Linked DNA regions of Mus musculus: all the other regions are linked to region 4. A link is a loop called in an ENCODE intact Hi-C map of the cell type or tissue named here. Cell type or tissue: left cerebral cortex. All regions are shown on one strand. Links, peaks and the distances in the headings refer to the core of each region. The heading gives the core; the rest is flanking DNA. Region 1 overlaps 4833439L19Rik (RIKEN cDNA 4833439L19 gene). Region 2 has its middle 22 kb from the start of Thoc3. Region 3 has its middle 5.3 kb from the start of Gm16578. Region 4 has its middle 24 kb from the start of Gm52069. Region 5 has its middle 20 kb from the start of Gm16578.

Region 1 (6,359 bases), core at 469-5,468, 450 kb before region 4:
ATTGTGTTGCTGAGCCAGTGTAGTAGACAAAGAAGGCAATGAGCACTGATAGCAGGGCTGTTATTACTCCCTTAAATGGATTAGCTGTCCCCTAAGTGTCACAGCTTTCTTATCTACAGATGAACTTAAAGTCTGTTCAGTTGACATCCCATATTGACAGGTATCTCTGTTCTTAGCTCTTGCTCCCAGCGGGCCTCTAGGCAAGATGTCCCTGCCCATCGGGATGTGCCGTCGGGCATTCAGCTATGATGATGCCCTAGAGGACCCTGCGCCCATGACTCCTCCTCCATCGGACATGGGCAGCATCCCCTGGAAGCCAGTGATTCCAGAGCGCAAGTATCAGCATCTTGACAAGGTACCTCACCCTGCTCACGGCTTCTGGCAAACTCACCCCATTTTTCTTCCTGTTCCAGAAGCTTCCGTGGTTCTCAGTCCCTACAAAACCAGGCAGCAGTTGTTCCCTTTGTACATCTTCTGTCCCTTTTTCCAATCCAAAACTTGAATAGTAGTGTTATCTACAAGAGATTCTTCTAGACTCTGCTTCCCCAACTAAGAAGCCAAACTCCAGAACCTGCATACCTGAGTTCTGATGAGTCCTGCTTGTCTCTTTATAGCTTCTCTGTTATCCAGCTATAGTATTATTAGAATATTTGCATAGACACAATGAGGTAGTGGGGGAAAGGACCAAGTCTAAATATGAAATTAATTTATGTTGTATGCATACCTTTTCCCTTATGTAGTCAGATTTTTATGCACTAAATGAAATTTTACACCGGGAAATTTTACTGTCTCTTGTGTCATGGCAGTGTGCAAAAGTTTCAGATTTTGGGGCACTTGAGAGTTTAGGTTTTTGAGTAGTGATTCTCGGCCTATATTGTATTGCAGCATTAAAATGAAGGTCTGGCATAGAGTTCAAAAACCCTTTAAGTGGTTCGTTTTGTGATTGGCATCAGCGCAGGTCTCTCTCTAGTGCCTGCTGTGTTGTTGCTCGGGCATGGGTCACCCTGATGCCCGTCACCCAAAGAAGGTCAGCCTGGTGCCCGAGTCAGCGGGGAGCTGAGGTAAAGCCATTTCCCTGCAGCCTCTGTGGGCCTGAGAGGAAGCGTGCAGTGAGGGTCTGTGTAAGCAAACTGGGGTAGATCCCTCAGAGTCGTACCAGGGCACAGTGCCTCTGTCTGAGTGGATGTTGAGGGAGTAAAGTAGGAGACTTAGAGGCTGGGTTGGCGTGGGCGGTAGCTGAGCTGGGTGCTGTCTGAGCTTTCCTTTCTGTTTTCCTGTTACATTCTCAGAACAGGGACTTCTTCCTGTGGTCTGTCTGCACTGCTGTGTGGAGAAGAACTCCTTGTGTTAGTTGTCTGCTGTAATCCAACTCCGACAGCTGTTGAAGAGAAAATGTTGTGTTTAAGACAGAGGGTAGACTACAGGGACTGGCAGCCAGCATAAGGAAGGTCTTGAGTCTGAGGCCAGCCTGAGTTTTATTCAAAGGCCCCTGCCTAAAGAAACAAGACCCCTAAACAGTTATGATAAAAACCTATATAAAAACAAACATGAAAAAACCTGCCAGCTGTTTCCAAGGCTAGTACAGGAGAATTGCCTGCTTAGGCTACAGAGCGAATTCAAGGCAAGTCCAGGCTATGTAGTGAGATCTTGTCTCAAAATAGATGAGAAAAAGGACAGCGGGTATGCTCAGTGGTGGGTGCGTGCTGGGCATTTGCAAGGTCCTGGGTTCAGCCCTCAGCCTGGGCCTGGGCTGGGAACAGGGCCTCCTGTAATAAAGATGAATCTTCCCACATCAGTGAACAGAGCAAGGTAACCCCCACAGACACTCACAAAGGCTAACCTAATCTAGATAACTCTTACTGGGTGCCCAGAGACCTTTCTCCTAAGTGCTTTTACATTCTGTCAAGTTAACACTAACCATCACACTTGGGAGTTTGTTTAAAAATTCTATTACTATTATTTTCTGTGTGCTGGATATCCAAGGCTTCACATAAGCTGGGCTAGAAACAGATTTTTTTTTTCTTTTTTGACCTAGGGTCTTACTATGTAGCCCAGGTTGACCTCAAATTCATGGTAGTCTTCAGTCTCCAGAGTGCTGGCACTGCAGATGGGCATTACCACACTCTGTATTCACTCTTAGTGTCTGTGTGTCTCACCTCCCCACAGCCCAGACCGACCAAGCAGCCTGAAGTGTGTTTGGCTAGCACTCAGGGGCGAAGTCTGAGGAAGTTCTGCTCAGCTAAATAAGGCTTGCTTGTAGGAGGTGTCTGTTCCATGTTGTTTCTGCCCTGTTTGTCCTTTCTTCTCTCCATCCCTCAATAATGTTTCCTCATTTTGGAGACAAGGTTTTGGTAGGTATTCCAATCTTGTCTTGAACTCACTATGTAGCCCAAGCTAGACTTGAACTCACACCAATTCTCCTGCCTCAGTGTCTCTAGCACTGGGATTACGCGTGTGCCATCAAACAGTGTTTAATCTGTAGTATTATGGGCAGACAGAAGTTGAAAGTTAGGCCTCAGGACTCCAAAAACTGCCTTTCCTCATGTGGTTCCAGGTTCTTCCCTTAAGTCCAGTCTGCTTGTCACTTTGGCGAGTAGAACTGTCCCCTTCAAGCAGTTCTTCTCTTAACAGGTTGCACACTCTCGTAACGTTCTCCACAGACGTAAGTTTAGCTGTGTGGCTCCCCTGCCCTGCTCACGTGCTTCCTTCCCTCTCTTGAACAGACAGAGGAGGGCGCGGCCAGTGTCTCTTCCCTTGCTGTGACTCCATCACCAGCCACTGACAGTTCAGACAAGGCCCCTGTGGTGAAGGCTAAAGCTACCCATGTCATCATGAGTTCCCTGATCACAAGTAAGCGCCCTTCAGTGTTGGCAGAGTGAAGGGAGTGAGGGAGAAGTTGGGCCTCAGCTGCAGGTGATTCTCAGGCATGTCGCTTTCATGGCATCAGATACAGCAAGAAGGAAGATAAATTGTTGACTATGAAGGATCTCATTGACTTAGGTGTTAAGTATCTCATTGGCTTAGGTGTATTCCTAAGTATCTGATTGGCCTAGGTGTATTCCTAAGCCAATTGTTGTTTGATACAGTCTCATTTTCCTGTTGTGACCAATGTGGTCTTGGCCAAGTTACTCAATGGTAGCACTGTTCCCACTTTTCTGAAGTAGGGATCTGGCTGGCAGGTTGTTGGTGAGGTTGAATAGTTCATTAGCAGGAGCTTGGACCTGCTGCTCTGGGTGTGTTGTAGAGAACAGGGCCTTCCACTATTACATGCATATTTGTTTGGTTTGGTTTTGAGAGAGGGTTTTGCTGTGTGCCCCTTTTGACTTAACTCAAAATAGTCCCTGTCTTAGTGGTTTTTTTTTTGTTGTTGTTGTTGTTTTTTTTTTTAATTCTTCTTCTTTTTTAATGTAGGAGTGCTCTGTCTTCGAATATACACTTGCAGGCCAGAAGAGGGCATCAGATTCCATTACAGATGGTTGTGAGCCACCATGTGGTTGCTGAGAATTGAACTCAGGATCTCTGGAAGAGCAGCCAGTGCTTTTAACCTCTGAGCCATCTCTCCAGTAGTGCCTTAGTGTTCTTTTTTGTTTGTTTGTTTTTTTCTGAGACAGAGTTTCTCACGCCTGGCTTGCCTTAGTGTTCTTAAGTGCTGGGATTATAGTCTTGTACCACTGACCCAGCTACTTTAAATTTCTTTACATAGCATTTATAGATAATGTATATATATTTTTACAAATGAGTTTTTGATAGTGCTGACCAAGGCCTGTTGGTCCACCAGGAAGTCCAGGTGTGGAGCTTCAGCTTCTTTAGAGTGTGCCATTGATAGTCCTAGTGAGGCTTGATATGGCAGCCAGTTTTTCCTTTTTAAGTTTATCATTTTAAAAAAATTTGTATTTATGTATATAGTCTGTGTGCTTGAGAGTGTTTGGGAGTGGGGAGGCAGAGGTGTATGTGTGTGTGTTTGCACGCGCATGTAAGCCTGAAAGGGCAGAAGAGATATAGTTGTGAGCCATCCAGTGTTGGCAACAGGATCTGAGTCGGAGTCCTCTGAAAGAGGAGCAAGTGCTTCTAACCACTGAGCCATGTCTGCAGCTCTTCATTTTAGACTTCTTTCACAAGTTACCTAAGCTGTTTCCTTCTCAAGGGCCATTCTGGCAAGTGTGGGAAGTTAATTATTCAGCCCATGGCTCTGCAGTAACACCCACACCAGCACTGAGGTGCACAGAGCTTCTCCTTGGCTGGCTCTTCTGTCAGAGTTCTTTACTTTTCTCCAGGAGGGCATCAGTTTGTCTTGTCAGTTGTGGAAAGTTTACTTGAACAGTCAAAGTCCAGACCCACTTTGGTTTTCTGTAACTGACCCATTTGCAGCAGCAGCTGTGACTTGATTTTGTAGCTTGACTGTCATACAGCGCGGCTGTTCTCCTGGCAGGAGTGTGGTGCACATCAAAAAGGAAGTGGGAAGTCTAAATCCGAAGTCCACCTGGTGTGGACATGGGACAGTCCATAGCTGCCATGCTCATGTGTAGTGTGCAAAGTTTGTAGCTTAAATTGGGCTGATGAAATGGCTCAGTGCAGAAGAGCACTGACTGCTCTTCCGAAGGTCCTGAGTTCAAATCCCAGCAACCACATGGTGGCTCACAACCACCCGTAATGAGGTCTGGCACCTTCTTCTGGTGGGTCTGAAGACAACTACAGTGTACTTATTTATAATAATAAATAAATCTTTGGGCCAGAGCGAGCAGAGGTCCTAGATTCAATTCCCAACAACCACACGAAGGCTCACGGCCATCTGTACAGCTACAGAGTGTACTCACATCCATAAAATAAATAAATCTTTTTAAAAAGAAAAAAAAATCTCTTGTTTATTCTGTAGTGTGATCGACTTGTGACATAATAAGTCAGGCTGAAAGGACATGGTTAACTGGGCCAGGGACAGTAACAGGTAGACCATATGTAAGAAACTTAAGAGTCTTTATTTAGGCCTGGGCTGGGCCAAGGCAGGTTGTTGTGCTGCGACTCTGGCTGGTACCTTGGTGCCAGCTGGCAGGAATGCTTCCCTTTGGCAGAGTTTCTGTGTAGGTGCTGATTCAGCAGCTGAGTGCTTTGGGAAGTCTTACTGTGTCCATATGTCAGGGGCTGTTGCTGAATGTCAAGTGTCAAGAGGCTGAGTGTGAGGAGCTAAGGCATCCAGCTCCCTTCAGGACAGTCGGCTTTTTGGGGTGCTGTGAGAGAAGGCTGGCTTCTGAGGGAACCTTTGCGTCTGGGGTACTCCTGAGTCTCCAGTGCTCAGTGTGGCCTCTTGCCTCTGGGGAGAACAAGACACCTGTTCTGTCCTAGCTGGTTTTGGCTGGTTTGCCACTGGTGAGGGTTGAGCATGACCTGTCCTCTCTTTTCAGAGCAGACCCAGGAGAGCATCCAGCGTTTTGAACAACAGGCAGGACTGAGAGATGCTGGCTACACACCCCATAAGGGCCTTACCACGGAGGAGACCAAGTACCTTCGAGTGGCAGAAGCACTCCATGTAAGCAAGCAGGGCCATCATGACTTGATCTGCAGTTGTGCTTTACTTTTTCCAGCTTAGCTGTCCTGGAGAGTGACAAGAAGAGAATGGCAGGCAGACCGGGACTGTCCTGCTAAGATGGCACTCCTGGCTGAAGGCCTGGACGCCTTAGCTGCAGATATCTTGCTTGCTGGTCTGGAGAGTGAGGCCACGCTTTACTTATATATGACATGTATGAGAACTCTGAACTGAACTCTTTTCTATGTATGCCAGGGTGGTTGGCCGTGACGGAGGGAGAGGAGACTCCCACGGTTCCCATGGTTTATAACTCAGCTGAATAACTCAGTCGCCATTATTTAGAGATAGGGTCTGGTCTTTGTATATAAACTCAGGCTGGTTTGGTGGCATATTCCTTTAATACAGTGTACATGTGAGCATGAGGGTTCCAGGCTAGCCAGGGCTACATAGTGAGAACCTGTTTCAAAAAACAACAAAATCAAAATCCAGGCCAGCTTTGAACTGTGATCCTCCTTTCAAATTCTGGGATTACAGGTGTGTACCGCCATCCCAGAGAATTCTTAACTTTTTAAACCTTCTGTTCAGGAGCTGGGTGTGATAGTGCTCATCTTTAATCCCAGTTTTTGGGAGGCAGAAGCAGATGCAGGTGAGGATCTCTGTGGATTCAAGGTCAGCCTGGTCAGCTTAGTGAGTTCCAGGCCAGCCAGGACATTGAGGGAACCTGTCTTGGAGTGGGGTTACAGTATTTTGGTGAGAGTTTATTTAATGATGGTTAAAATGTTCTTTTGTGCTACCAGATAATTGAACCCAGGGCCTCATGCCTACTGAGGAGTGTTCTATC
Region 2 (6,359 bases), core at 677-5,676, 330 kb before region 4:
CCCTTACAGCTCCTGCATTGGAGACTGTGCTCACTCAAGTTCCTGGACATTTCTACTTTGCCTGCCGTGGTCTAACCTTTAGACCTTTAGACCCTGCCTGTGGTTGCACACAGTTGAACTGGCGTTATTGCTAAGAATTTGGTTACATGAGTTTTGGAGCAGGGAGAATCGGGTTAGGGAGAGGACACCTAAGGAACCCACAGCAGTTGACAGCATGCATGAGACTTGTGCAAGGTCAAGCTGCAGAAAATCCCAGCACGGGGCTGGGGTGGGGGGCAGTCATGAGATCCTACCCCTAGTAGAGGGCTTATGGGCAATTGTGAGGATAGTCAATTTTTTTCAACCAAGTGGTCCCTGAGAGGACACCCACACTCCAGTCAATGGCCACACGCCATACTCACACTGGCAGTGCTGAGTGGACTCTGGGTAAAATGTGAACAGAAACAAAACACTTGAGGTTGGGAGATATCCTAGTTAGGGTCTTACTGATGTCAACAGACACCATGACCAAGGCTACTCTTATAAGGACAACATTTAATCAGGGTTGGCTTACAGGTTCAGAGGTTCAGTCCATTATCATCAAGCCTGGAGCATGGCAGCATCCAGGCAGGCATGCTGCGGGAGGAGCTGAGAGTTCTACATCTTCATCTGAAGGCTGCTAGCAGAAGACTGGCTTCCCCGGCAGCTAGGGTGAGGGTCTTAAGCTAAGGCCCATGGTGACACACCCACTCCAACAAGGCCACACCTCCTAACAGTGCCACTTCCTGTGCGAAGCAAACAGAAACCATCACAGGAGAGAATAGTAAAGGAGACGATGGGCCAGGATCTGGAGTCGAAGCACATCCGATGCCCATGTGAAACGCTCAAAAAACAAAAAACAAGCAAACAAAAAACCCCACCTGGTAATAATATAAGGTTTCAGAGTGCACCATGACCAAAAATGAAGTCAAAATCAAGTTCACAGTCTGAGGGGCATCGAGTGTGGTTACTGCAGCCCCAGCTCTGAACACAGGACTGTGCACTTTGGGCCGGGTGCCGCCATGATACGCAGTGCGAGTGAATGGTCCGCAAATACCTCAGCTCAGACCGGGGGCTTCTGCCTGTTATGAATTGCAGTGCTTTGATGGTACATGGTAAGTTTAATGCTTTTCCACAGAATGGTTTAATTACGGAAAACAAAGACTTCAGTGTTTCTCAACAGGGCTCAGCAGGTGAGTACCAAAGCAATCTTTGGGTCTTGGGTTGTACCGAGTTAGGGTGTTTGATTTTTAAAAATTGCTGTTGAGTTGAGTTTCATTTAAATAAGTCATTAAATGAAGTTTGACTTGGAATTAGAACAGTCTCCAACAACTTCTGGAGCAGCCTAAATACGCTTCTGTCGTTTTGTACTGTGTATGTGAAATGGCATTCTCGTTATTGACCATTTTAAATCAAAAATATACTTATCAACTCTGAAAGACATGGAAATACCCCACACATTCAAATATGCTGTTAGTATTTTATTCTTTACACAGAAAACAGACACAATGCCATGGTATGAAAATTTGCTTTAGTTTTAATAAACGGTAACATGTATACCAAAAATTTTAAAAATAAATTTCCTTGCTGGGTGTCATGAGTCCACAACTTTAACCCCAGTGTTTGGGAGATAGAGGCAGGCAGATCTCTGTGAGTTCAAAGCCAGTCAGAGCTACATAGTAAAATGTAAATAAAAATCCCTAAATGACAAAATTTGTGTTTGATTTGTATCCCTATTTTATATACTTACACACCCGTGGTTCTGTAAGAATTTTCTGGCCAAAAGAGATCATAAAACATATAAGGAGCCCAGGCCTCATCCATCCGGCTCCTGGATCTCCGGTTCCTCTCCCAGCCTCAAGTCTTGATACGTGGGATCTGGAGAACCAGAATGAGATTTGTGCATTGGGACCCTTTGATGAAATCGTTGGCATCTCAGCATCCACAGGTGTGTGACCCTGACTCCGCTTCTAATCAGTTTGGTTGGCTCTTTTGGGGGTTGGAAGCTCTTGGACAGCAATGTCACGTGGCCTCAGGCTTTTGGCTGCAGGCAGGCAGATCTTTCCCAAGTGCTCACCTCCCCAAGCAGGGGCTTTTCCACAGGTGAGGAGGGAGTGTCTTCCGGTGAGCTCCGCTCTAAGGGGGCTCTCTCACAGCCCCGAAAGCACTCCTTCAGTTAGGCTTTGCGCTCAGAGAGAGTTTCCGAGAGAGAGCCCCGCTTATTGCTTATTTCTCGCTAAAGGGAGGAGGTGGTGGGGCTGGCTGTGAAGGGGCCAACAGTTGAGCTAAGGGGGTCAGCTTAAGTGCCTTGCCGGTCTTTAAGCAGTTGGAAGTTCTGTTTTAAGAAAGACCACCTGGGGCAGTGTGGAGCCTTGCAGATCAGAAGGGAGCAATGCTGGAGGCTGCTGCATAGCTTCTGCTCAGAAAAGCCGCAGAATCAGCTTAAACTCCTGCTGTTAGGTCTGGCCCTCGAGTTTTAGCTTTTCTGTTGGCTGCGCATTGCTGGAACAGAATACCGGAACTTCAAAGGAAATGTTTATTTCAGTGGAGGGAGGGAGAGAGGGAGGGAGGGAGAGTGAGGGGGGGGACAGAGAGGGAGAGGGAGAGGGAGAGGGAGAGGGAGAGGGAGAGGGAGAGGGAGAGGGAGAGGGAGAGGGAGAGGGAGAGGGAGAGGGAGAAACAGGAGATAGAAATACCCTCTTTAAGGGATGCCCCAGTGAATTGCTTCCTCGACTAGGCCCCACATCTTGAATTTCACTACCGTCTAATCTCTCCACTAGCTAGTAGTCAAGCCTCCAAGTTAACGCCCAACACTGTCAAGGAGACACTGCTGCTTTGTACAAGGACACAGCTCCGGCTTGTAAACGGATTAAACTACAGATCCTCCCCCCCCCCCCCCGCCCCAGTAGCCGTATGGCCTTGGCCTTTTAAACTTTTATGAGCCTCAGTTTCCTCTCCTGTAGACTAGATACTACCTGATTCCAAAGAGAGTTGTAAGAACTCTGGGTGACCCGAGACTGCTCGGCACAGTTCCTGCGAACAGCATCCTGCAGTAGGAGGCTGTTTGTGATCTTATTGGTGCCACTAGGGAGACTGTAGCAGAGTCCAGAGGGCAAGGGACCCACCCAGGCTAGCGGCTGTAGGAGGGAAGGTAACGGAGGTGGTTTACAGGTTCGAAGCTTGGTGATCCTCTCTCAGTGGTGCTGTTAAGATCCGTGGACCATTCCCTGTGTGGCCACTAGAGGGAAGCAGAGGCAAGGCTGCGGTTGGAAACCCGCTCCAGGATGCAGTGCGGCTGTCTGCTTTCAGCCTTAAATTCCCTGTTGAGCTGGACTGTGTCTCTGCCTTGAACAACCCCTCTTTTCTTCCGCTGAACACATGCTGATGGTTTTGAAAAATTACTCGAGGTTCCTTCGTGCTCCTGCTTGCTCTGGGTCTGGGGGTCAGCAGAAATGTGTGCTTTAATTTCTAAAGACACAGACTGTACAGGACGTGGGGCCCATGCCCTGCAGCTTGGCTAGTTGCTTGGGGTCTGCTCCATCTTGCACCCTCCCTGCTTGCCAGCTCTTTCCTGTGTTCTTTGATCTTGTGTGTAGAGTATTAAACTGAGCCTCAAATCCTTAATCCATTTTGAAGGCTGGCCGGGGGCAGCGTTTCTATGGGCCCACTAAACAGCGCTGGCTGGATCGTTTTAGAGACGGGAAGGAGGTTTTCCATCCAAGGTCATGGAGTGTGAATAGGGGGGGAAAGACAGTTGAATCACCTTCATAGCCTTTGGAGCTATACCTCATGCAAGCCCTGTATATTGATTTATTCCATAAACATCCATAAGAAGTGGGCTGGGGAGATAGCTTAGTGGGTAAAGTGCTTTTGCCATGCAAACACAAAATCTGGATCTCCAGAACACCCGTAAAGAAACCCAGGGTGGTTGTAGTTTAGTGCCCTGGAGGCAGAGACAGGTGGACCCCCCCCGCCCTCCCCCCCCCCCCCCCCCCGCTCCGGTTTACTGACCAGCCAGCCTAGCTAAATTTGCAAATTCTGGGAAAACAGTGTGGATAGCTCCCAAGAACCATACAGGGGTTTGACTTCTATACTGCATACCACGAACACACAACTGTATACACCTTCACACAGAGGGTGCACTCCGCCACAGAGATGTGAGTTCAACGTACCCTGAAACACCATGTCCTGGGAGCTTTATCTCTTCCAGCTGCCCATGGGGTATTTTAATCCCAAAGAAAGTGCTCAGGGAGGTATCTTAGTTAATTATCTCATTGCTGAAACCAAATGCCCAGGAGGGGAAAAAAAAGCACAATTTTAAGATTTCATACAGGTTTATTTTTGACTCATGGCTTGCGGGTATGGCCTATGGCTGTGCAGGAGTGGCGGCTGGAGAATGTGGCAGCTGGTCACAGTTCATCCCCAGCAGAGGGAGATGTCAGTGTGTGAGCCCAGCCCTTGGGATGGTGCCCCCACATCATAGGTACATCTCACCATCTCCGTTAGACCTGCCTGGAAAACCCCTCACACAAGCCAGAGAGTGGCTTTGTGGTGACTCTCAGTGCAGTTATATTGACAGTCAACACTGACTGTAGGCTACAGGGCTCAAAGATGGTCCTATCAGCTGTTCCAACTGGGTGTGCCTAACTCCATAGTCCAAGCCTTTCTCTTTTTAAAGTTTTAGGAATGGTTCAGTTCACTGCTATCAATGTTCTTTCCAGAGGGAGTATATAGACACTAGGAAGGAGAACGCCAGAGCTATAACAAATCACCCCAGGAACTCTGGGTCCCACAGCATGGGTGTCAGTTAAAAGCACAGATTCATTGTTGGACTGCCTGGGTTTGAATCCTGGGGTCACCCACTAGAGACACTCTTTACTCCATTCTCGTGTGTGTGTGTGTGTGTGTGTGTGTGTGTGTGTAAAGAGGTTTAACAGAGAAGGGAAGACTCACTTTTTAAAAAAGGGGCCAGGATCCCCAAATCCTCTTTGAGATCATACCACCAATGAGATAAGGAGATAAGGATCTTTTATAAGACTCAGATCTTTCTTTCTTTCTTTCTTTCTTTCTTTCTTTCTTTCTTTCTTTCTTTCTTTCTTTCTTTCTTTCTTTCTTTCTTTCTTTCTTCCTTCCTTCCTTCCTTCCTTCCTTCCTTCCTTCCTTCCTTCCTTCCTTGTATATGAGTATACTGTTGCTGTCTTCAGACACACCAGAAGAGGGCATCGGATCCCATTACAGATGGTTGTGAGCCACCATGTGGTTGCTGGGAATCGAACTTCTGGAAGAGCAGTCAGTGCTCCTAACCCCCCACCCCCACCCCGGGCCATCCCCGCAGCCTGGGAAGACCCACTTTTAATGTAGGCAGCACAATACAGTGGACTGGGGTCACACACTGACTCCAAAGGTGGTGGAGAATGCCCATGAATACCAGCCCTCATCCCCTCTGCTTCTGGTCTGTGATAAACTGTGACCTCACACTCCAGCCACGGTGCCCACACAGCTCTCTCTCTGAGGGCACGGCAGACTTTTTGATTCTGAACCTTAGGTCCTGCTGGAGGGTGCTTGGCACACAGATGACCTTCCACAACCTTCCTTTAGCCCCTGCCCTCAGGACTAGACTGTGGTTAGTTAGTCTGGCATTTCTAGGTCAAATATGAGAACCAGTTTCAAGGAGGTAACATTACTTTGGCTGGTGGCTTCGGTGCCTTCTGTCCTCAGTCATGCTGATTCCGTTTCTGGGCATGAGGTGCAGAAGGGAACCACCACAGCAGAAGAGAACGGGCTGAGTCATTCACCTCCAGGTGACCTGGAATGGCCCCACAGCCATGGAACTATACTGCGAATATCTGGTTTGCAGGGTATCTGATATACAGCCCCCAACGGGTTCATGACACAGGTGGAGAACCACTGGCTTAAGACAACGTGAAAACACGTTACAAAGAGCCTGTCTTTCTGGGAGGCATCGGTTCAATTGTTGTGGCATGAACCTTGACACCTCTGAATTATTAGCTGATTGGATGCCAGCCACAGCCACAGCCACAGCCACAGCCACAGCCACAGCCACAGCCACAGCCACAGCCACCAGGCATCACTGATGGAACCAGCTACACTTGGTTCAGACCCTAAGCTCGGCTCTTTTATTTCCGTTGTTTTTCCTCTCTGAAATGGAGATTATCATTCCTGCCTCACTGAGAGGTGAGGAACTCCACGAATGCCCACTAGCCCATGCTGGACTCATCCTGACTGTAACTAAAGGTGGATGGCCTTTTAGAACAGTTTCTATTCCTGATCATGTCAGCTTGCAGGCAGGTGTCTATCAGGACAGACACACTCACTGGGAA
Region 3 (6,359 bases), core at 827-5,826, 110 kb before region 4:
CCCCTCAGTGCTGGGGTTAGAAGCACATGCAACCATGTCTGGCTTTACAATGTGGGTTCCAGGAATTCAAACTCAGTTCCTTGTGCTTATGTCTCAAGAGTTTTTACCTACTGTGCCAGCAACTCAGCCCACATTTGCCTTCATTTTAATAGCCATGTTTTATTTATTTTCCTTTCTGGGATTGTTTATGAAAAGCCTTATACATCCCAAAGTCATCAAAGTGTTCTTTTTTTTTTTTTCTTCTACAAGTTTAAATGTTGTGATTGGCTTTTGTGTGTCACGTGGTGTACTGGCTGGCTTTGTGTGTCAACTTGATAGGAGTTGAAGTTATCACAGAGAAAGGAGCCTCCCTTGAGGAAATGCCTCCATGAGATCCAGCTATAAGGCATTTTCTCAATTAGTGATCAGGGCTGAGAGGGCCCATTGTGGGTGGTGCCATCCCTGGGCTGGTAGTCCTGGGTTCTATAAGAAAGCAAGCTGAGCAAGCCAAGGGAAGCAATCTAGTAAGCAGCACCCCTCCATGTCCTCTGCATCAGCTCCTGCCTCCAGGTTCCTGCCCTGTGTGAGTTCCTGTCCTGACTTCCTTTGGTGATGAACAGCAATGTGGAAATGTAAGCTGAATAAACCCTTTCCTCCCCAACTTGCTTCTTGGTCATGATGTTTTGTGTAGGAATACAAACCCTGACTAAGACACGTGGCATCCAATACTTTTTCCCCCCTTTTTCTTCCTGACCCCTCCCATTCCTATTTTTAACGTGCAAATGGTTTTCCTACCTGTGTGTGGTGCTGACTGAACACCTCCACCTGATCATTGTTTCCCTTTGGGTGGACATGGAGTTGATTCCAATGGTATTTTTATTCTTAATTATACCAAAAATCTACAAAAACGTCCTCCATTCTTTGCGATGGACCTGCCAGTTTTTCCAGAATTTTCCTCAGAACTGTGGTTGGGTTTGTTGCTCTTCTTTTGACCAAGCCTTTGTCTTTTGCTTCACTAATGTCTGCTCCATGGTTGACCTTTTCTTTACTGTGTATGGGTGCGCGGTGTTGATCTTTTTTAACTTTCCAAGTTGAACTTTTAGTACTTAAATTTCAAACCCATTGTTTATGTTCTAAGCACGTACTCCTGCATTTCCCTTGGTGGACACTTTGAGGAATGGAGTATGTTTCGAAGTCTTGTTTACATTGTCCTGCACTCAACTCTATTTCCTAACAGCTTAAAGACTTTTTTCCTTCACTCCACCAACTAAGGAATGCGTTAGCAAGTTAGCATAGGTTTCTTTTGCTACTTAACTTTGTCTTCATTAGAGGACTGCTTTATGAACAGAGTTCTAGTAGATGCTCAACTCTTTTTCTTCGGTTTGTTCTTTTGAGACAGGATCTTGCTATGTAGCCCTGGCTGGCCTTGAACTCACAGAGATCCACCTGCCTCTGCCTCTGGGAGTAAGTGTCTGCCACTATACCCAGCTTTAGACAGCTCTTTTGTGTGCCGAATGTGTTCTGCTTTTGTCGGGAGGGAACATTACACTTTCAATTGTAAATCGAAATAAAGAATTATATTCTTATATTGATAGTCATATACCTGGTTTTTAAATACTGATAATATATTATACATTTTATATTATAATGAGTTGTAAGTTTTTCTTTGTGTTTCTGTTAGCTTTACATGTTTTTCAAGCTAGGGTCATTTGGCACATATGAATTAAAATGATCTTTCTGATAGATTAGCTCTCATCAAAATACATTGGCCTTACTTATCCTTAACAATAACTTCCACTCAATGTTTATTTTGTATGATATTAATAGAGCTAGATAGATTTCTTTTTGTTATTATTAGTGTATGGTACCTAATATATGTTCTTCCTTATAATATCAATATTTCTGTTTTATATATGTTAAGTCTGTTTATTTTAAAATAATCAAATCTGACAGCCCCTCCTATCTTCTTTTAAAACTTTTCTTACTATTAAAACCTTACTTACTGTTATTATTATTATTACTATTATTGCTATTATTGCCTGTTTGGTGTATAGGGCATGCAAATGCTGTAGCTTGCTTGCCATGGTCAGAGGACAGGTTCAACCAGCCAGTTCTTTCATCACCTCTGCATGGCCTCTGGGGACTGTGCAGCACGCTCAGTTGAGCCATGTCACAGGCACTTCTGTTGAGACAGTGTCTCACCCTGTAGCCCAGGCAGACCTTGAATCAATGCTCCAATATCTCAAGTCCCCAGTGCTGGGACTGAAGGTGTAGGCTGCCAAGCCTGGCTCTTCATATCCTTTTAATTTGGACATTTTATTCCATTGGCCAATGAGATTACTGATAGAGTTTCACTTTTTCCTTTCATCTTGATTTCTACTTCACCGTTAACATACCCTATCTAACTGTCCCCATTTTTTCTTGCTGTCTTCCAAACTGCACCTTTCTTCACTTCCTTACCACAGCATCATATGGATTTGTGTACATGCGAAGTCCAGTGGCTTAGGCTATCAAACTCACCAAACCATGATAGGAGTCCCTCAGTGTGCAGACTCCAGCCTAGGTTCATAGAGACACTAGAAGACTTTCCAGTCCTCAATGCCTCTCATAGCCCCATAACCCATTCTGCCTTGACCCCCACCACTTGCTGCAAAAACTGTTAACAGGGCTCTAAGAGAGAACAGGGCCACCTTTTCATTGTCCTCTCCTGGGAACACTTCAATTGTCCCCTGAGATCCCCACTCTGTCCCATGTGGAAGAGGGGAGGCTGACCTCCCCCAGCCCCTGCCTGTGTTCTTCGCTGGGCTCACGACAATTAGTTTCAGGATAGAAAAACCAATACCTAATTCTATCAATGAACTTTAAAAAAAAATTGATGGTTTTATTTTTCCTTCATCACTAATTTTTCTTTTCTTTTCTATCTTTTCTTTCTTTCCTTCCTTTTTCCTTCCTTCCTTTTTCCTTCCTTCCTTCCTTCCTTCCTTCCTTCCTTTCTTCCTTCCTTTCTTCTTTCTTTTCTTTTTTCTTTTTATATATTGGGGGATATCGAGAGAGCAGTATTGGGGAGCGAACCTTTCTATTGGGTCTGAAAAGACAGTAAGGCGGGAGCTTGGGCCAGCTGCAGGTCACATGGGGAGAAGGAAGCCTGTTGACAGTGAGAAGCCGAGCTGAGAGCTGACCGAGACCAGTCCCTGGTGACCTCAGCACTGGTTCTAGTCACACTCCAGCTACCCTTGACCTCACAGCTCTGAGGCAGTGGCCACCTCCACTGTCCTTCTTTACTGAGTTTCTGTTGCTGGTGCTTACCAGTGGCCAGAATAAGACTATTCCTAAATGCGGATTTGAATGAACTGAAGGTGTTAGAATCCATTCAGCCACCAGGGGTCAGAACCCAGCATCGATGCTCCCTCATGGGATGCCTCCCTCAGCTCTTCTCCAGACTCCGGGCTTCCTTCTGTGATATTAGTAACAGCAGCATCCCGGGACACGAGCTCCCAGGCCTTCTTGCGTTGAGCTCTACTGCCTGCAGGACAGATGGTCAGATCGAACCACCGACTGCTCTGCTTGTGTCTGCAACTCTGCATATGTTGTTCCTAGCACCTGGCATACCCTTCATTTCTTCTCCACCTTCAGGGTGTCGGGGCTGGAACCCAGGGTCCCACACCTGCTATCTCTACCACAGAGCTATGTCCCCAGCCCTTTATTTCTCCTTTGATGACCCTTTCTACTCCCGTTTCAAGGCTGTTCAGTTGTCACCTCCTTGAGCAGCTGTCTCTGAGCTCTCCCATAATTACTGCCTCCTCTCATGTTTCTGCACTTATTTCCCTGAGCTGGCCACTGGATTGCTTCTCTGTCTCCAAGACTAAACTAAGGGTGTCATAATGGCAGGTGGCAAATTTTTCTTTCTTTTTGCATTTGACAAACCACATATGTTTATTTGGGTGTGTCACATATGCCATCCTGCCCATGTGGAAAGTCAAGAGACAACTTGTAGCAGTTGGTTTGCTACTTCCATGATGTGGGACCCAGGGATCAAAGTGAGCTCCTCAGGCCTGGCAGCAAGCACCTTCACCCTCCGAGCCATCTCCCTGTCTTGGATCTCTCGCCTTCTATCCATTGTCTACCTCAGAGTGGATGTTTGTCTGTGTGAATTGATGAATGAATGCTGGCAATCTCAAGAGACAACGACCTAGACAGGCAGGTGTGGGAGTGCCTATTCTGGCTGACTATGGCAGTCCTCACCTGCTTGCTGGCTTCCCTGCCTCTCACAAGTAGCCTGCCAGAGCCTTGAAAGCAGGAGCCCTAGCAGACGGTGTGTGTGTGTGTGTGTGTATGTGTGTGTGTGCATGTGAGTGTGTGTATGTGTATGTGTTGATGGTAGTGCCATTTCAGCAGATATCTGAACAATAACTAAATAACGATGTCCTTGGGTGTGTTTGAACAGTGTCTGAGTTTGATCCCTGTGACCCACATGATGGAAGGAGAGAGCCAACTCCCATAGGTTGTCCTCTGACTTCCTGTGTATACCATGATGCACAGTGAGCCTTGTGCACATGCATACACACACAAGCCCACAGAAAATTATTTACAAGAAGTAGCACCATCTGAGGCTTTAACTGGTTGCCACACCCTATTCTCCTCCACTATGGCAGTGACCCTACAAGGCAAATGTTTTCACCACACAACTGAGACTCCAGGGAGGAGGTGGAGATACCCCAAGGACTCTCATCAGAGGGCAGTTTGAGCTGGAGCCATCTGACTCCGAAGCATACTACCTGCTTCCTATGATGAGCTGTTGTTCTCTGAGAGGCAGACTACATGCATGTGATAGAATGAAGACTGCCTCTGAGATAACAAGATAGGTGACCATCCTCCAGTGACTTATGGTGATGGTGTGCACAGATCAACAGCTGAGGTAGACAGAGAACAACGTGTGGACCTTTGAGTGAGCAGAAAGCAAGAGTGCATGAAATTAAGAGTGTGCACTTGTGTGTGGCTGGGTATGCATACACACACATGTGCATATCCAGTGCCTGAGCGTGTGTGTCTACCCTGCCCGTGAGCAAGAACCAGCACTGTCATGAGAGCTGTATGGAACAGAAGCCATTTCTTGTTCTGAGGTATGAGAAAGGGGACATTTGTGTTTTCCCTGGGACAATGGATAGGGGGGTAATTCAACAGCCCCTCCAAATGTTTGGGGGTGTGGGGCAGAGGGAACACCATGAGCTGGGGCTGTGTTCTGAGGACAGGGGAGGAGAAGATGCAGAGGAGACAGAAATGCATCCTTTCTGTGGTAGCAAGATGGTTCTGACTGAGGTATGGTCTCCAGGTACTGGGGAGCTGCTGAAGGCTCTGGAGCGCAGGGGTTTTGGGAACTGTCTAACACTCCTGGCAAGTTCCCTGTGGCTTCCTCAGGATTCTGTGTGGAGGCTGTGAGTGTCTCAGAAGATAGGGGAAAGGAACTTTTCCTTCCATTGTTGCCCCTCATGCAAAAGTGCACATGCTAAAGGCTTGGTGGCCAGTCAGGTGTACTAGTGGGGTGCATGTGTCAGGGTGGTGTGGGATGTGCACCTTTAAGAGGAGGGGCTTAGTGGAGAGAAGTTGGGCCATTAACAGCAAAGCATGCTCTGGAGGGGGATTTTGCCCAGCTGCCTCCTCCCTTTCTGCCTCCCAGCCACTAAGAGGAGGAGGCTGGCCAGCATTCTCTGACATACTTGCTACCTCAGTCCTGAAGCAAAGCAATGGCCACACACTGAGACTTCTCCTCTGTTTTGAAGCTGTTATCTCAGCTATTTCACCTCACTGACAGAATGCTGACCCACCCCCACCCCTGTCAGGAAATAGTTCCCCAGCACTGGGAAGGTACAGGGAAGGGGGCTTAGGTGGCTCTCTCAGATGTCCCCTCTCAAGGCAAAGTGTGTGATCCCACATTCATCTTGAGCTTCTGCTGGGTGTGTGGCCTGGGACTCTCTCAGCAGCCGGTTGGCTGGGCACCAGGTCGGGTATCTAGAGATTCAGGTCTAGCCATGTATATGTTGCTGGAAAGTTCGGGGGTATAGGCTACACACACCTGCTAGATCTAAACTCTGGTCACTGAGCGATGGGGACCATGGAAAAGCTGTCATCTGTGAGCGATTACGCACACCAGGCCTGGCCCTGGGCACCTTGTGTGCTCAGTCTCACTTGTCACACTAACGCTGGAGATGGATTTCTGTACTATGGAGGGGTTGCAAAGGTCAGACAAGTTGGGGAACTTGCCTGAGGAAACACAGCCAACAGGTTGGTGCTGGGTATGTGTAATGTCTATTCCTGGTTGTCAATTTGACTATATCTGCAATGGACTACAATCTGGAATTGGAGGGCTGAGGGCTCACCTGTGA
Region 4 (6,359 bases), core at 948-5,947:
TGCAGCATTACCAACATGCAAGGCAAGATGTGACTGACCGGTGTGGTGGTGGCACAGCTGTTATGGCTGTAACCAACTGCTTTCTCGTTTAATGTAAGATCCCCTCTATAGAAAGACACTCACTATTAGTGCTACAAGATAAAACCTTGTGGCTGGGAAGGCCTTGGCCCCGTTGCTTTGTTAAGTAGGTGTGATGTACTGTGGAGGTGAGATGGTGGTGAGACATAGAATTTCTGGATGATGGTGATCCATGAGTCAGGAATCCAGGATCATGAGGCACAGAAGAGACTGGGATACTGAGAAGTAAGAGATACTATAGGAGCCTCTGATGGGGGCTCCTGGAGCAGGCCATTAGCACATGCCAATGACATTTCTAAACATGACAAGGCTCCCGGGAGCTCCCAGACTTCTTCCTCCAGTGCTCTGGGTTTAGCTGCAAGAGTGGTTTCCTTTGGACACAAACAAGTGCAGTATCATCAGGAGCATGGTAAGTACTTGGAATGATAAGGTCTAGCCTTATGGATGGTGAGAGGCTACATGGGGTGCGGGGGGGCACTGAGGTGCCCTAGCCAACACCCTAGTCTGATTACTAGGCATGCACATGACTGAAGACCTATCTGGCTTCCCAGCAACCACATGCAGCTCCTCACCTGAGTCTGGGTGAGAGCAGGAGAGGCAAAGCCCGGCCAGCTGCAGGATCTGGAGTAGAATCTTCTTGAAAGAAGTGAGTGTAATGGTTTGTTATGCAGCAACAGGCAGGGAACGTCAATGTACCAGAATAAGCCCCTCACAGGGAGAAAAGAAACCTTACACTGAAGTCCACCAAAGACCAAAGAACTCATTTCTAAAGTCATTCACAGGCATAATAGAGCCCACTGTGGGGCTCCAGACAGCACCTGATACTTCAAGCAGCCGACCCTGTATCTGAAACCCTCTCTGAAGTGCATTTTCAAAGCTCGATGATGAGCCGTGGCTTTAGGGACATCTGCTGCCTGCCTTGGGCAGCTTCAGGATATCTTTTTTTTTTTTGGTTTTTTGAGACAGGGTTTCTCTGTATAGCCCTGGCTGTCCTGGAAACTCACTCTGTAGACCAGGCTGGCCTTGAACTCAGAAATTCACCTGCCTCTGCCTCCCAAGTGATGGGATTAAAGGCATGCGCCACCACGCCCAGCTTTCAGGATATCTTGATGTTTAACATGGGAACAGAGACTGGCCCTGTCCATCTGGACACTGGCAGAAGGTAGGCTGAGGGCTGGGCCTGGGAGGAGGTGACTGTGGCAGGCACCAGTGTGGTGGGCAGGGTACTCTGCTCAGAGCTCTCTCTGTGTCATGGTGGCTGGTGGGTCTTTTACTTGTTGTGATTCCCCCACCTGCGAGGTGGCCATTTCTAAAGTCATTCACAGGGCTCATGAGGGATGAAATGAAGTGTTCTCTAGGGAGGAATAAGCTGAATTTCTGCACAATGGGGCTCATTGATGGGCGAGAACTACATGAGAGAGAACACATGTTAGTAAGCTCTGCACTGTGCTGGACAGAGTGCAACTGTGTGGGCCTTAATCTGCTTCCTAGCATTGCCAGAACCACGGAACGATTTCTGGTACGTTCCTGTTACTAGAAGTTCTCAGCCAGAGATGCATCTTAAAATAGGCTCCCAGTGCTTAAAAATTCCAGTCCCCAGCCTAAGCTCTCACTGAGAGAGGTTTGGAAGGGACCGGAGGACAAGACCCCTTTAATGGACACGACCCCTTTAATTCCCTCTCAAATGAACTTGGAATGAAACTTGGGATTAAAAATGCGTGCTGTCTACATACTCAAACAGCGAGTGCTCTAATGCTCAGTCAACTTTCAGTGATGTCCCATTGCTGTCAGTCTCTGTCCTTGTCCCTCCAGATCACACCTCCCCAACCTCTGGCTCTGTTCTCAGATGGATGGAATTGGACCTGCCTCCTCCAGATTTTGCTGGGAGACTCTAAGCACGTGGAGATTCCTTTGTTTCTCACGCTAAGTTCACAGCACACTGCCTTTTCCTCTGTAGCAACCCTACTTCACGTAGGGGCTTCATTTCCCTCTCCCTCCTCCTCTTCCTCCTCATCACCTCCTTCTCCTCCTCTTCTCCATCCTCCTCTCTGTCCTCCTCCTCCTCCACCTCTCCTTCCTCCTCCCCTTCTCCTCTTCATCCTTCTCCCCTTCTCTTCTCCATCTTTCTCCTCCTCCACTCTATCCTCCTCCCTCCACCTCTCTGTCCTCCTCTCTGCCCTCCTCCTCCTCCTTCTCCTTTCCCTCCTCCTCCATTACGACCACTACCAGCTCCCACCACCAGCACCACCACCACCTTCTTTGATGTCTCCTGGCCTGTTCCACTTTCTCTGTCCTCACCCCCACAGTCCCCTTAAAGCTTCTCACCCTTCCTCACCCCACATGGCTCCTCTCTGAAAGTGGATTCCCAGCCCTTCCTTCCTCATCTGAAATTGTTATTCAGAGTCCGTACCACGGGGTTGGGCCCGTTCTTATTTCAATAGAACCGGTATTTTCCTCTCTATTTTTAGTTTTAAAAGGCTGTTCTCTCATATTACCATCTTTGTCAGAGCCACTGCTTCTGTAGTCAGCATTTTCATTATCAGAGTAGCGCACAGTCTACTAGAAAAAGGGATGAGAACAGAGCCTGGCTGGTGACTGCTGTCAGCCCTGTTGGATCTACGCTCCTGGCCCTGAAGGCAGCAGGATGGCTTTCCGGGACCACCCAAACGAAGCTCCTGGAAGCAGCGTGGGAGCTTTTCCATTTAGATGTTATTATAGAGGAAAAGGCCAAGGGATTGGGGGACACAAACAGGCCACTGGCCCAGGGTTCCCTGGGAATATTAATGTTCAGACTGCTCAGTGGAACAGATTGGCCCATATTAAAGATGAGGAGATAGGCTCTGAGAAGAGGCTCACCGAAGCAGTGGCAGCGCCAGGCTGTGAAGGAAGCCCAGGGTTGAGGCTGAAGCCGTGCCGTCTCAGGTGCTCAGAGCTCCCAGGACCGGGATTCGTGGGCTTTTTCCTAAGCTGCTGCATGCTGCTCTGATCTCTAGGTCTTGGCATAGTTTCCCTTCCTGGTGATCTCCGCGCCCATTGGGGATGGCTCAAAAGGCTTGCTGGGGGCACTCCCACTCTGTCCCCTTTCACAAAAAGTTCAATGCTCATTCTCTGAGCTCCTGGAATACCATCAGCTCTGGTGGCACAGAGGTCAAGGGCAGAGCCCTGCCCACCTTAGTCTGGGGTGTGACCATGCCTTTCTCTTACTTTCGCTGAAGACCCCCTTTTACAATGTACCCCAAAGAAATGCACATGGGGAGGATTCCATCCTGCCCACGGACTCCAACAACAGCAATAGCTACTGCTGGGGGAATTGTGTCTTTCTTCCAAGCCTTTAGGACCACCTGCTTAAGCTTGGGACTAGCCTGCAGCCTCTTGCCACCAGCAGGCAGCTCCTGGAAGCATCTAGCATCAGCCTTGAGATCTTGCAGGCAATGCTGCTCTCTGGTGTCACTTCACAGTACTGCCGTTCCTCTCTGGTCCGGAGCTGGGATTGCAAACCCTGGCGCAGGCCTGACAAGGAGATGTGAGATAGGAGTCTCTCATTGGCCTGAGGCTAGGCCAGGCTGCCTGCCAGTGAGCCCCAAGAGATCTGCTGGTCTGTGTCTCTCCAGTTCTGGGTTACAAGTGATCACCGGTTGTTGCACCCAGCTTTTTTATGCAGACACTGGGGATTGAACTTAGGTCTTCATTACTTTAGGACACTTTATCTCTTCAACCTCAGATTTACAGAGGTCTCTGCTTCCTGAGTGCTAAGAACAAAAGTAAGTACTATTGTGCTCTACTGTAGAATTATTTTTCAATAGCAATGAACATGTCCTGAGTTCGAGAAACAGAAAAGAGGGGAAAAAGTAAACCTCAGGCCAGCGTCGGTCTTAGTGCCCAGTGGCAGCCTTTCTTCTCTGCTTAGTGCACACTGTGACAGTCAACTGAAATGTACCAATATGTCTATTTTGCAAGACTTTAAAAAATACTAAAGGACTTGCGTTCTAATGTCTTTGATTACTCCTATAACAGTGCATGCCTATTATCTTTTGCTAGGAAATATCTCGCCATCCTCTGGGAACGTCCTCCAACCTCTCTGCCACCCCAGTCCCTTACCTGCTTCCCCAACATACTCAGTTCACACGGCTCGCATGGGAGAAGCCAGAGAGCATATTTCCATGGGATTGATTTGTAGAACTAAAGTGGTTAACAAGGAGGCATGAAAGTTTTATAAAATGTCATCAGATACTGTCAGACTTGTACTCTGCAATTGGGCATTCTCACTTTCTAGTTGGGCCGCAGACAAAACGCCGTGAAACTCCAGGTCAGAGTATTGAGCGTGCACCATGCCATGTTATGCTATGCTATGTTAACCCTCATTACCACGCAGGGAAGGAAGCCAGGCTACATGCTATGTGAATCCTCGTTACCACCCAGGGAAGGAAGTGCTGTCTTCACATTACAGCTGTAGGAACTGTGGTTTAAAGAGCTTTACCTGCCTTACTTTAAGAAACAGAGTTGAATCCAAGTCAGGAGAGTCCAGCCACAGCCAGCGTTTCTCAAGTCTGTGTCTTTCAGCACCACTCAGGGTGTATGTGAAAGCTGGCTAGGTCTCTCTCTAGTTTCTGATTCAAGAAGTATAGAGTGGACATGAGAACAGCAGTTCTCAGTCTCCAGTGATGTAACACTGTTCCAGGAACAACCATTGATCCTATTCTGGGACACGGCAATGCTAAGCTTCGACTTTGACTGGATGTGATTTCAGACTCTGTGTTATTATCAAGTATGTGCATCTGTCTAAACAGACCCTTTCATAGTCTTTTGAGTGTTTCAGGTAAGGTCTGTGGTTCTCTCTCTCTCTCCCTGTCCCTCTCCCACTCCCTCTCCCTCTCCCCAGCATGTTATCCATACTTGCTACTGTGTAGTGTATACATGTATATGATGGGCACATGTTTGCTTGTGCATGCATATGGAGGCCAGCAGTAGACTTCAAGTATGTTTGGTTGCTCTTCACCTTTTTTCTTTGAGAGATCGTCTCTCACAGAGACTAAACTTGACTGACAAGACAAGGATGGTCAGCCTGTGAGTTTCAAGGACCAGCTGTCTGTCTCCTTTTTGCACTGGGGTTGTAGGCATGGCCTACCTCCCCTGGCTTTTCACTTGGGATCTGGGATCAGAACTCAGGACCTCGTGCTTGTACGGCAGAAGCTTTACAGGCTGAGCCATCTCCCATGCTTGGGATCTGTTCTTGCATCATGACTTTTGTTGTCATTGTTTCTTTCTTTATGACAATTCTTACTTTTAATGGAGACAATGCTCAGAGAAACCTTTGGGGGAGTTACTGTAGAGCCGGTAGACAGTTACATTGTAACTATGGGGAGTTACCATGGAGATCTTAGAGCACTGCATCATTGTAACTTACATTGTAACTACAGATGGAGAGGCCGAGGCTGGGCAGATCACCTCCAAGTTGGGCAGATATGGGTGGAGACACAGGCTTGGGGAGCGAGTGTCACCAGACATGTCAAGCCACCCCTCAGAGTCTCACATCTTCTGAGAAAGGACATATGTGCTCCAGAGTTAAGCAGGCCATGCAGATCATCTTCAGCTCTACCCTCTTCCAGAAGAGGCTGGGTGTGGACCAAGCTGTTGGTCCTTACTCTCCCTGCCCCAGATCCCCAGAGACCATACACTCATTCTCAGCTCTGTTCCCAGAAAAAGTTGGTATTTCATTTTCTTTTTGCACCTGAATTACAACTTCCCCATGATACGGAAGATTCCTTTCTTTATCTGGACAGGACATGAGGATGTTTATGCCAAGAGCTCAGCTTGAACCCAGTGGCGACAAAGATGCTTGGTTTTTACCAATTATTCTGCGTGATAGATACATGCCAATGGGTAAAATAGCAAGTTCTCGTCTTTGTAAGCTTGTTAATTTTGTCTGAAGCATGTCACCAATGGCTTCCTTGCCTTATGGAAGCTTGTGAATACTAAACACAGAATCACAGAGGATCAAATGCTACCTCAGGTTCCCCTAAGGCAGCCAGCTGACCCCTGGAACACCAGAAATGTGGCTGTTGCTAGGACTTTCAAACTGATTCTAGCTCAGTAGATTGAGGTCAGACTCAAGAATGCACAACTCTGAGGGAATGGCGAACCAATAACAGGCCCAACTTGAGACCCATCCCATGGGCAAGCACCAATCCTTGACACTAATTTTTTTTCTTTTGGTTTTTCGAGACAGGGTTTCTCTGTATAGCTCTGGCTGTCCTGGAACTCACTTTGTAGACCAGGCTGGC
Region 5 (6,359 bases), core at 846-5,845, 130 kb before region 4:
GTAGAGCTTGGAAAAGCAACATCCTAACCACCCCCATAACCGGAAGTCATGAGCTGAGCCAGTGCAGGTAGGCAGGCTCTCCAACAGCCCATACTTCTGGTGTTTGTGTCCTGGTATAACTAGCTCTCTGAGTGCAGGATGGTGTGGTGATCCTTGCTTTGGATCATTTGAACATGACAAAGGTTTCTATGATATTTGTCACCAGGGTTTATGTGTCAGAAGGTTTAATCTCCAAGATCATGGGTCAACGGTATTTGGAGGCTGGGAACTTGGGGGGCAAACATGGTTGAGTGAAACAGGAGGGTGGGCAGGAGGGTGGGTAGGAGGGTGGGCAGGAGAATGGGCAAGAGGGTAGGCAGGAGGGTGGGCAGGAAGGTGGGCAGGAGGGTGGAGAAGAAGGTGGGCAGGAGGGTGGACAGGAAGGTAGGCAGGAGAGTGGACAGGAAGGTGGGCAGGAGGGTGGGCAGAAGGGTGGACAGGAAGTTGGGCAGGAGAGTGGATAGGAGGGTGGGCAAGAGGATGGGCAGGAAGATGGGTAGGAGGGCGGACAGGAGGGTAGGCCTCTCTGTCCTTATTACAGCTTTCTGAGGAGAGATGGGCTGAGCTGAGAGACTTGCTCGCTCTTGTTGTGTGATACCCTCTATTAAGGTCCTTCCTGCTCTCTAGTGTCCTGCTCTCCCACTCCCCACTCTCTCTGGTACCTTGAGCAAATACCCTCACAGTCTCCATGAATCACCTAGGTGTGTGTTGACTGAGACAAAGGCTATAGAGAAGAAAAGACCTCTCTGCCATTTTATTTTATTCCCAGGAACATGGAAAACCCTTCTGTGTCTCTAGTTAATAGAACCATAAAGATTTCTGCTTTCTGAGCAAGCAGTCCTGCAGATTCTTGCCACAGGCTCCTTTAATTCAGTACAGACATAGTCTGTTTGGAGGGGGCGGTAGCTGCTGCAGCCCGAGCTCCTGACACACTGGCTGCAGGCTGGTTTCATGGACACCGTCCTGGGTTTGGTGACTTTGTTAAATGGGGCTTACATAACGCAGGAAAACATGTTTACTGGCTTCTTACTTGCTGCTGAGCAGCAGGTGGAGAGATGTACAGGACAAGGCATGGGGACATGGACTTGGAGCGTTGGGTGTGCCTCTCCATGGGGGTCTGCATGAACTCAGGGGTCTGGGGATTCAACAAACGTGTCTTTTTGGGTTTTATGGATAGTTTGTTACTCCTGCATGATTGAGTACTTCCTGAACCATCAATGAAAACTTAACCTCCTGTCTCTTCCCCTTCCCCAGATGTTGGGGGAAGGGACTGAGAGTCATACCTTGGTCTTTTTAGTGACTAGTACCTATGCTGAAGCCAGGCCACGGTTTCTGGATACCAGTCCTTTATTAGCATGCAAAAGATATCCTTGTTACTCCCCCAAGTCCAAGGGTTTCATTCAGGTGCTGCAAGCAGCTGATATTTTAACCAGCTGGTAATGTGCAACTGAGTTCAAAACGGAGAAGGTCATTTTGGATGGGCTAGGAAACATTATCCTGCGTTGATAAGGTGAAGCAAGCTCTCCCGAGCCAGCAAGTCCCTGAAGAAAGAGTCCTTGCCAAATGTCCAGCCCCGGGATTTGTTAGACCTGGAAATGTCCTGTGTTTGTTGACTGTGAAAAGGTTATTGACTTTAAATGATGTGATTTTGGAAGCGAATGTTTATTAGCAAAGCTTTACGGGGAAGGCACTGGATGCGTCGCTTGCTTATTTTATTCTTTCTTTGTTCTTGGTAATAATGGCCACTCCTGTTTTCCAGATGGTGAAATCAGGTGCATATGGATGGGTAACAGACCTCCAAGGCTCTCGTAGAACCTAGCTCGGAGTCAGAACACATATCTTGGGGGGTTCAAGGTATAGAGAGAATTGTGATTCTCTTTGGCCACAGCTCCAACCCTGGGGCTTGCATATTTTATCCTGGGCTAACATGGAGTTTGTGCTGATGTGCTGATGTGCTGATGTGCTGAGCCTAATGGAAGCTGGGCCAGTGGGGAGGGCATCCTCAACTCCTACCCTGTGGTTCTGAAAGTGCTTTGGGGTAGATGAGAAGCTGGTTACCCTTCCTTCCTTCCTTCCTTCCTTCCTTCCTTCCTTCCTTCCTTCCTTCCTTCCTTCCTTCCTCCCTCCCTCCCTCCCTCCTTCCCTCCCTCCCTTCCTTCCTTTCTTTCTTTTTCTTTTTTTAAGATTTATTTATTTTATGTATGTGAGTACACTGTAGCTGTTTTTAGACACACCAGAAGAGGGCACTGGATCCCATTACAGATGGCTGTAAACCACCATGTGGTTGCTGGGAATTGAACTCAAGACCTCTGGAAGAGCAATCAGTGTTCTTAACCGCCGAGCCATTTCTCCAGCCCTGGTTACACTTTCTTATACTATATCAGCTGTCCATAGCTGACCAAAGAAGCAGTTCTAAATGATTGAAATATAAATTAGAATGTTAAAAAAATATTAGGATTTTTTCTTTTTTTTGGTTGTTCGAGACAGGGTTTCTCTGTATAGCTCAGTCTGTCCTGGAACTCACTTTGTAGACCAGACTGGCCTCGAACTCAGAAATCTGCCTGCCTCTGCCTCCCGAGTGCTGGGATTAAAGGAGGATTTTTTTTTTTTTAAAGAAGTGATGGCTTTGTGGATGTGGAGACACAAAATGTTCACAAGACCTCTTCTTTGCACCTTGGAATGACTACAGGTGCTGACTGGTGAAGGACTTCCTCAGGGCACAGGCAAAACCCAACTCAGCTGAGGACCTTTAACTTATGTTTCCTTCTGTTTCATCTTCAGAATCTCTTTCCACTAGGACAGTAGAAGGGGACTATGGGCTCGTTGTCTATCAGATGCTCACAGGTGCAGGGAGGGGGTTACAGAAGCATGTCACAGACTGTGGTGACTGTCATTCGGGGAGGAGGGAGGCAGGGATTTCATTTGTTTCCATCCTTGAGATTTTAGAATATTAAGATGGGGTTGGTGCTGGACCAGGGTTTGACGACACCTTGGAAACAGAGCCAGAGAATGTGGCCTTGCCTTCATATCCATTTTACATCCCATAAAAATGATGCTGAAAACATGTCTTCCCCACTCTCCTGAGAGATTCCTTAAGGTTAGGTTTCAAACCTGGGACAAATGGCTGAGGTGCCTACTTAGCATATCAAAGTAGACCTGGCCTCCAGGTTCTCCCTGTATCACACAGACCCCATCTGTTACAGGGCCCTCCTGGATGACATACCCTGTCCTCTACCCTGAACTCTGCAGCCCTAGGCTGGGATGCTCTTCCCTATATAATCCAACCATTTTTTTTTTACCTACTTTGTACCATTGGGCTTCCTGGCTGTTGTGCCAGGTTTCCCTCACTCGCCTTTCTTCCTTCTCCTCCCCCTCTCCTTACATGGCACCAATCAGTCTGGTCTTGTCTACTCTGGACCCTCCCAGATGTTCCTGCCTCTGGCTATGCTCTCCCACATATCTATAATAAACCTTCTCTTCCACACATTGCCTTCTGATGTACACATGAGCTCCATGCAATCCACCCTGGCACGTTTTATGTAACTGAGCTGAGCCACGTTTGACAAGTTACACTTTGTAAATATTAAGATCTTGTACTTTGGAGAGTTTTAAAGAAGCATCTTTTGATTTTTTTAAAGATACTGTTTTATACTTTGGAAGTTCTGATTTTTTTCCTCTTAGGCCCAACTATTTTTGCAGACTTATGGTGTCTAACGACGAAATGGCCCAGCCAGTAGGGGGCACCCTATGCACCAGCTGTTCTTAGAACCCAAGATTGCTAGTCAAGATCTAACCTGTGACTCGTACAAATGAAAAGCTTACAACGTGACACTTTGAACTTGTTCTGCTGGGGACAGCAGGGATCAGGCTAGTATATACCAGGGTTGGCAGACACAGACTCTCATGAAATACAATGGCAGACACAGACTTTCATGAAGCATAATTTGGAGCTCCTGTTTGCTAAGTTGGATACAAACTTACCAGTGTGGCCCTGGATAGTACACCGTTGCCTGGTATATTATCTTTCTCCCTGAACTGTGCATCTTTACTGCACCAGAGGGAAACATTTGTAATGGATCAGTGTTTTACAAGTTAACACCTCACCCCACAGTCTTGTGAACAAAGACAGCCCTTGAGAATCAGGTAACCTAAGCATACCTGCCAGCCATGGTCACATGAGATGCTCAAAGACCATGTTGCCCTCTTTGAGTAAATCTTAGCAACAGAGAGACAGGACAAAGGGGATTTCCTGGGACAGTCCCTCCCCAGGTCAAACCTGAATCCAAATGTATGTGTAGTCTGGGCAGGTGAGTGGCTTGGCACTTGGCACATGTATATGATTCATTCTTTTATAGTATTCATTTAAATAAAAGGGTTGGGCAAAACTTGATATTTCTCTTAATAAAAACTACATAGTTGGCTCTTTGAACTAGCAGATCCTAGGTCTGTGGACTCCAAAATATGTTTAAAATTGTGTCATGTTGAACAGGTAGACAATTGTTTTTCCTCTTCAACATTGACTAAACAGTATGGTGTGATCATTGTTATCTCAATATTTACACCTAGAGATAGAGTTTGATCAATAAATAGAAGTTGTGCAGAGAGTTGAATAAAATACCACTTCATCTCTGAAAGGGACCTGAACATTCATCATCTCACACAGCAGCCCGGCTCCACTCTTCAGTGGTTTCTGCAGTACCTCTGGCTGCAGTGACGGTATTGTTAATGTAGCTGTGGACGGCAGGGCAGGGGCAGAGACTGATAACAGGGATATTGATCAGAAATGGTTGATGTGATTCTTCTTATTTGTCTTATGCCAGTGAACTTGGGTGGTCCCCATAGGTGTCCAAGTCTGCCGGGGATGTGTCTGATGTGTTCTTGTCAAGGAGTGATGCAGGGGAATGGGAAGTGGTGAGCTATTGTGAGAACGGGAACAGAGACAGGTTGGAAATAGGCGTGATGTTCAAGCTGAGATTTGGGAGATGAGTAAGGGAAAAGGTAGATTGGAAAGAGACTTGTGTAGAGGATGCGGCTGAAGAGGAGGTGTGTGCTACAGCTGCCGGGTCCTTGGAGGAGGTTGGACCATCCCATTAAAAGCGCCTTCTTGGTTAGTTATGCCTCCAGACTCGGGATCTGACTCGGTATTTATTGTCTTGTGTTGTGAGTTTAAGGATGTTTGTTACACAGCATTGCTGGGGCACCACTAGCTGCTACAGCCTGCTATGGCTGTGTGTCTCTGATAGGGCCTTTAAAAAGATCTAGGAGGAAGGCAGGACTTAGGGGTCATGAAAAGACCAGGGCAAGTTCAAGAAGACCTGTGAAAATGTCTGTTCCCTACATTTTCTCTACTGTCCTGGTAATTGACTTGTTCTAACTTCTAGGGCCTAAGAGAAGCCAGGGGGCCTCCTCTTAGACACAGGTGCACTGGGGAGCTGGGGAAACAGGGTCTCCCTGTTGGTACTGGCACAACTGAGAATGAACTCTTCTTCTTTGAAGGCACCTTGACAACACGTGACCTCCATACCCAGAATCCACTTGTGTGTACAGATGTTCTTTGACTTGTGATGGAATTATTTCCCAGTAACTCACCAGAGTTTGGAAACACCAGAGGCCTGCTGCTCTGACTCTATCTAACCCAGTGAGTCCCTCCCCTAACAAGCTAGTGTACTGTGGAGTGCTGGCTGCTCACCCTGGGGATCCCATGACTGAGTAGGAGGTGCAGCCCACTGCTGCCACCCGGCATCACCAGATGGGATCCCGTCACATCTGTCTAACCTGGGGAAAGATGCTATTTCCATCCATGCCATGTGTGTCACCCTCACATGACCACAAAGAAAGAACCCTAAGTAGAGCTGTTGTAAGTCAGGGGCTGTCTGTGTCTTGGGGTAAATGTGCACTGAAGCCCTGACAAGGAAACGTTGTCAAGTCACCAGCATCTCCTTGTTTAAGCATAAGAAAGGGGTAGCAGTGACTTAATGTCTGTGGCTACGGAGGCAGACACATAGACCAGGGGACAAGCACCCATGGTTAAAATAAAGAGGGAGACCTTTGTGTTGCTGTTATGGCTGAAAGTTGAAGATGTAGTGTTGAATTTCTGTCCTCTCAGAGACTGCAGTTTTAATGATAAAGAAGAAAAAAATCAAATTTAATTAAGTGCTGCACAGCAATCTGAGGCTATCGATTCATCAAAAAAAAATTATAGAGAAAATGAGGATTGGAGCTGGGGGTGGGGAGGTTGCCAAATGAACTCAAGTTTTCTTTATAATCGTATAATGTTTTAGTTTATATGTCATTTTTAATTTTTTTCTTTTTTTTTTTCT

What was found. Peaks named below come from ENCODE experiments on the same cell type or tissue, not always from the same donor. Only the 100,000 strongest peaks of a DNase experiment are listed, where the experiment ranks them.
Region 1: it touches region 4 in a loop (2.3-fold over the local background); 2 of 42 quality-filtered maps call a loop at or near these places.
Region 2: it touches region 4 in a loop (9-fold over the local background); 31 of 42 quality-filtered maps call a loop at or near these places.
Region 3: it touches region 4 in a loop (5-fold over the local background); 29 of 42 quality-filtered maps call a loop at or near these places.
Region 5: a loop joins it to region 4, with 7 times the contacts of the local background. A loop is called at or near these places in 33 of 42 quality-filtered maps.

What each region holds. Positions count from the first base shown.
Region 1 is chr13:54,555,689-54,562,047 of GRCm38, reverse strand. It overlaps 4833439L19Rik (RIKEN cDNA 4833439L19 gene), which reads left to right. Exons shown (of 9, transcript NM_133797.4): 4 at 177-355; 5 at 2,724-2,850; 6 at 5,397-5,521. Among named protein-coding and RNA genes, the nearest start is that of 4833439L19Rik, 6.5 kb to the left of the region's middle. In left cerebral cortex, for the core only: a CTCF peak has its summit at 3,450 (motif pointing right); DNase peaks (open chromatin) are centred at 2,205, 4,181, 4,429, 5,049 and 1 more place; H3K27ac peaks cover 527 bases.
Region 2 is chr13:54,444,081-54,450,439 of GRCm38, reverse strand. No RefSeq gene overlaps it. Among named protein-coding and RNA genes, the nearest start is that of Thoc3, 22 kb to the left of the region's middle. In left cerebral cortex, for the core only: CTCF peaks have their summits at 2,369 and 3,262 (motif pointing right); DNase peaks (open chromatin) are centred at 2,408 and 3,269.
Region 3 is chr13:54,225,102-54,231,460 of GRCm38, reverse strand. It overlaps a transcript of Hrh2 not described here. Among named protein-coding and RNA genes, the nearest start is that of Gm16578, 5.3 kb to the right of the region's middle. In left cerebral cortex, for the core only: a CTCF peak has its summit at 3,355 (motif pointing right); a DNase peak (open chromatin) is centred at 3,362.
Region 4 is chr13:54,111,155-54,117,513 of GRCm38, reverse strand. No RefSeq gene overlaps it. Among named protein-coding and RNA genes, the nearest start is that of Gm52069, 24 kb to the right of the region's middle. In left cerebral cortex, for the core only: a CTCF peak has its summit at 3,525; DNase peaks (open chromatin) are centred at 1,574, 2,638 and 3,520; H3K27ac peaks cover 790 bases.
Region 5 is chr13:54,239,999-54,246,357 of GRCm38, reverse strand. No RefSeq gene overlaps it. Among named protein-coding and RNA genes, the nearest start is that of Gm16578, 20 kb to the right of the region's middle. In left cerebral cortex, for the core only: a CTCF peak has its summit at 3,767 (motif pointing right); DNase peaks (open chromatin) are centred at 947, 3,785 and 5,797; H3K27ac peaks cover 606 bases.